2 separate regions of the Homo sapiens genome follow, and region 1 is linked to region 2. Evidence: chromatin loops called from intact Hi-C (ENCODE). Cell type or tissue: sigmoid colon. All regions are shown on one strand. Region 1 holds the start of ANKS1B (ankyrin repeat and sterile alpha motif domain containing 1B). Region 2 overlaps ANKS1B (ankyrin repeat and sterile alpha motif domain containing 1B).

What was found. Hi-C counts contacts between places; a loop is a spot of excess contacts. Peaks named below come from ENCODE experiments on the same cell type or tissue, not always from the same donor. Only the 100,000 strongest peaks of a DNase experiment are listed, where the experiment ranks them.
Region 1: it touches region 2 in a loop (6-fold over the local background); 8 of 110 quality-filtered maps call a loop at or near these places.

Annotation. Positions count from the first base shown.
Region 1 is chr12:99,983,495-99,985,994 of GRCh38, forward strand. ANKS1B (ankyrin repeat and sterile alpha motif domain containing 1B) reads right to left here and starts at 1,442. Exons shown (of 27, transcript NM_001352186.2): 1 at 610-1,442. The coding sequence starts at 743. RefSeq lists an enhancer at 472-1,302 and a silencer at 1,415-1,464. In sigmoid colon, no CTCF peak of the experiment used is centred here; DNase peaks (open chromatin) are centred at 1,177 and 1,507; H3K4me3 peaks cover 2,462 bases.
Region 2 is chr12:99,909,888-99,912,387 of GRCh38, forward strand. All of the region lies in intron 1 of ANKS1B (ankyrin repeat and sterile alpha motif domain containing 1B), which reads right to left. Among named protein-coding and RNA genes, the nearest start is that of ANKS1B, 74 kb to the right of the region's middle. In sigmoid colon, no CTCF peak of the experiment used is centred here; a DNase peak (open chromatin) is centred at 1,424; H3K4me3 peaks cover 1,602 bases.

The DNA.
Region 1 (2,500 bases), 74 kb after region 2:
TTTCACTCAGCTATGTCCAGGTAACTGAAAGTATTGCTGGGGCTGCCTAACCTGCCCCATCAAGTTTTATACACACCCTGTGCTGAAGACATCTCACCAGAAAGAAGGTTCACTCACTTCATTTTGTGGGATCATAACCCACGGCACAGCAAACGCCTTCTGCAAGAGAAGGTAGGAGCCACCGAAGGCTGTGGCTTTTGCAGGGTAATTGCATGCACGCAAGAGATTCTCTGCCAATTTCATTTAACTAGACAAAAAAGGCTGCGTTCAAAGCTGCAAATATGTAATAAATGTTGATGGAAAGCGGGCGGAACGTCGATTTTCTTCAAGCAACACTAGTACATGTACAAGTTCTGCACCAGGGCTCAGAGGAAAAGTAGCTTACTGACGCATTGATGGAAGGCTATTTTAAAATTACTCAAAGAATCTAAGGCATCAATCTGACTGGGAGGCTCATACCTCCTCTCCATACACGCAGTCTGTTTTCCTACCTAATTTAAGAATGAATCGCTGGCAGCCACCAGGTGCAATAACCGTGAGGAGGAGGACGTATATCCATCACAATGCATAATGAGGTGTGCCAACCCCGGAGCTGGTGCCCGTCCTTACCTTAGCAGATTAGACAGGGGCAGGGGTCCGGATCCACCGCCCAGGATCCCTCCTTTCCTGCCAGACAGGAGTTTCTCCACCAGAGCCACATTTCCAGTGCGAGCAGCTTCCAGCAGCTCCTGGTCCTTCCCCATAGTCTCTCACCGACTCCCCCACAGAGTCCTTGCCCCCCTCGGGTCCTCCTCCCCACCCACCCCCACTCCCCAAAATCCAGGGCCCTCTTCGCCCCACCCTAAAATAATGCAAGAGCTTCAGCACGGAGAGCTCCCTGCAGCCCCAGGCAGGGAGCACGACTCTCTCCTCCTCTTCGGGGCGCAGCTTTTACAATGGGGATCAGACCATGTCTTGAAAGAGGGGCTGGCCGAGCTGGGAGCCGCGACGCGCCCCCACAGCCACTCCCCTGAATTCCCAAGGCCTCGTTCCCGCGGGTGCGGCGTGAGGGGGTGGGGACTCGGGGGTGCTTTTGAGGAGCGGGAGGAGGGTGGTGAGGACTGAGGTCGGAGGAGGAGGAGGAGGCGGCAGAGAGAGTCCTAGCTGGAGCGGGAGCGCAGGGAACACCCGCGGTGGCAGCAGCGGCCCGCGCGCCCTCGCGCCCGACCCGGGCTCGCCTCGGCTTCCTCGGCGGTTACGCGGGGGCGGCGTCCGCGGCGGGGAGGAGCGCGGCGGCGGCGGCGGCGGCTCGTGCGCTGTGGCCCGCGCCGAGGCAGGGCGGTGGGGGGCAGCCGCAGCGGGCGCGTGCCGAGGGCGGCGGCGGCGGCGAGGCCTGGCGCGCGGGGGGCGTGTGCGCGCGGGCAGGTGCGGCCCCTGGTGCGGCCCGAGTTGGGTGGCGGGCTGGCGGGGAGGGGCCGGGCCGGCTGAGGCGGGGCTTCGGCCCTGAGATTCTCTTCGTTCTCGTGGGCGGGGACCCTCCCTCCTCCACTCTCCTTGGAAGAGCGTTAACCGTGTGAGGACTGGAGTTCCCCGGGCCGCGTCGGCTCCTCCTCGGCCCGGCGGGCCCCGGCAACACGCCTCGGGTCTGTCACGACGCCTGAGGAAAATCCTCCGTGACAGGAATGGGGAGGCTGGTGACACTGGGGAGGGGCCCTTTGGCCACCGCTTCCATCAGAGTCTAGGCAACTTGACCGGCATTTCACCCTTCCGCTTTACCTCCCCAAGAGAGCCTGAGATCTGCCCTTGGTTAGAAAGAAGAGGCTCGTTTCGTCCTAGTTTCTGTGGCACTGGCCACCGAGCAGTTTGCGACTGTTTCAGTTTTTCTGGAGTCTTTAATCAGCCCATATTTTAGTTGGGCTTTGGAGATCTGCTGACTTGTAAGAATACCAGGAAAAAGGCTCTCATTGAAAATTTATCCACATCTACACTCGAAAAATATAAATGGGCATGGATTAGAGATCCACTTTAATTTGCATATATCATCAGCAATTCATTGTGCATGGTTGGCATGACTTGTTAGATGCTCTCCTTGGCCGTGGTGGAGAACGCGCGTTTATTTTCTATTAAAACTTCCTGTTACACCTTGTGCTTTGCATTGTCCTTGGAATAGACTTCATAAATGTTCACTTGTTGATAATTGATTGGTAAGAAGAGGACTTAATAGGCACTGTGCTTACAACAACCCAGTGAACTGGATATTATTATATCCATTTTAGAAATGAGGAAATAGGGCTCAAATGGTTAATTAAATTTCTCAAGATGCCACATGGAGTAAGTGGCTGACTCAGAACTAGACCCCAGAACAGACTCACTCCAGACACCATGTGCTTCCCAATATACGTTCCTGCCCCCCATGGAAAAGCGAAATGGACAGACAATAATTATTGCATGCATTTGATGAGTAGTTGCTACATACCAGACACTATGCTAAGTGCTTTCCATGTTCTCATTAAGCCTTGCA
Region 2 (2,500 bases):
TATTTCTCCTGGAAGATGATTTAGACTACAACTACAACTATAATCACTTAGAAAAGTGTAGAATTCCTCTGTCCACCTAGAATAGAGCTGAATTTGTTCATATTCCATTCCAAACACAGCATTCTAGGAAACTATGAAGTATTCTGCAAGCTGTAAAAAGATCCATATAATAGAATATTATTTGCCATTAAAAAGGAATAAAGGGCCAGACGTGGTGGCTCACGCCTGTAATCCCAGCACTTTGGGAGGCTGAGGTCAGGAGTTCAAGAACAGCCTGGCCAACATGGGGAAACCCCTTCTCTACTAAAAATACAAAAATTAGCTGGGCATGGTGCCCCGTGCCTGTAATCCCAGCTACTTGGGAAGCTGAGGCAGGAGAACTGCTTGAACCAGGGAGGCGGAGGTCGCAGTGAGCCGAGATCGCACCACTGCATTCCAGCCTGGGCTACAGGGCAAGACTCCATCTCAAAAAAAAAAAAAAAAAAAAAAAGAGGAATAAAGTACAGATACATGCAATAACATGGGTGAATTCTGAAAACATGCTAAGTGAAAGAAGACAGTCATATAGGCCACACATTGTATGATTCCACTTATATGAATTGTACAGAATAGGCAAATCTATTGAAACAGAAAGTAGATTAGTAATTGTCTACACTGGGGAGATGGGAGGAATGGGAAGTGACTGCTAATAAGTACAGTGGCTTCTTTTTAGAGCGATGAACATATTCTAAAATTAGACTGTGGTAGTGGTTTCACAACTCTGTTAATATATTAAAAACCATCCAATTAAAAACTTTAAATAGGTGAACATTATGAGAATTATATCTCAATAAAGCTGTTTAAAAACATGTATCTAACGCAACAGTCTATGTGTACACACCCATAATATATGCATATATATACATACTCATTTACAGAGAGTTCTGAATTATCAGCCTGCAGTTTATCCACTGAAATTTTAAAATTCAAAATTTCTTACTTCCTTGATTGTATGAGAATGGTAATAATAACAATAATGACAGCAATAATAATATCAAGTACTCATTTAGTTCATACTATGTGCCAGCTATTGTGCTAAAAATACGTAATCTTATTAAAACCTTACAAAGTCACCAAATAATAGAGTCTGTTACTAACCATTTTAACATATTATTTTTTATAATCCTCACAACAAGAACTACAGTTTTTCTCAATTTATGAGAAAACTGAGATTTAGGGTGGTGAAATAAATCATTCTCGGTTTTACAGCTAGTAGTTGGCAGAGCAATGATTTAAACTCCGGTCACTGCACTCTGCTGCCACTTGAGCTATCCCTCTGTAAGGGCAATTGAGTCTCAGTGAGCTAAAAGAATCTTACATTACTTTTGCAGACAGGCATCTAACAGAGTAGGAAAAATCCCAGAACCAAAAGCTGAAACCCAGACCGCAGTCTGAGTCATGATACAAACTAACCAGGCCAGCCAAATTCCAATCCTCTCATCTACAAACATGGAAATTGGAATAGAAATTTTTCAAGGTCCTATCAGCTTAAAAGTCCATTTGTCCAAGAAAAACTTACTTAAAAATCTGAGTCTTCAGTCCAAAATAAACTTGCCAGAAGAAATGCTTTCTTTATTTTCTGCCCTATGAGTTTACGACTATTATTAGGTTGTAAAAATATTAAGTATAACTGGAAACTGAAAGCATAATTAACATTTACTTATAAAGTTCGATATCACCCATTAGCAATATAACACATAATGATTTATTAACTTTTTACTATAAAAACTTTTAAACATATTCAAAAGTAGACAGAATAGTATTAAAAAACCCAACGTACTCATCATACACCTTTAAAAATCGTCAACTCATGGTCAAATTTGTTCCATCTATATACCCTCCCACTTTGAAGAAAATCCATGGCATCATAACATTTCTGTAAATATTTCAGTATCCATGTGTAAAAGATAAGGGTTCCCTTCTTAAAAGTATAATCATGATACCATCATGACACCTAAAAATATTAACAATAATATCTTAATATGACAAACTTGGAAAATACATTTAGATATATAAATGGCAATAAATAATACAGATTTAAGTACCACTTTCACTGATATTAAAAGATAAACCTAGGCACATTAAAATTTTAAAGAGTTTATTTGAGCATTCAGTGATTCATGAATTAGGCAGCACCAGACTGCAAGTGATTTGGGCTCCACCAAAGGCGTGCAAGGGAAAACTTTTATAAGGTGTCTGTGGAAGCAGGACAGAGAAAATGTTTGATTTATTAAAGTGGAGAGTCCCTACTTAGAGGTAATTGGCAGTGTCTGGTAAAGACTCTAGATAGAGATTCACTGGTGCTTTCTGATTTGTTAAACTTAAGTTTCATTTCACTGTTTTACAGTGTGTTTACTGTTTACAGTGAGTTTGGTTTCAGTTTGCTTACATAGGAACCCAAAGCACTACCTAATGGTTTCCCAATCAATTTTTTTTTTTTTTTGAGACAGAGTCTCACTCT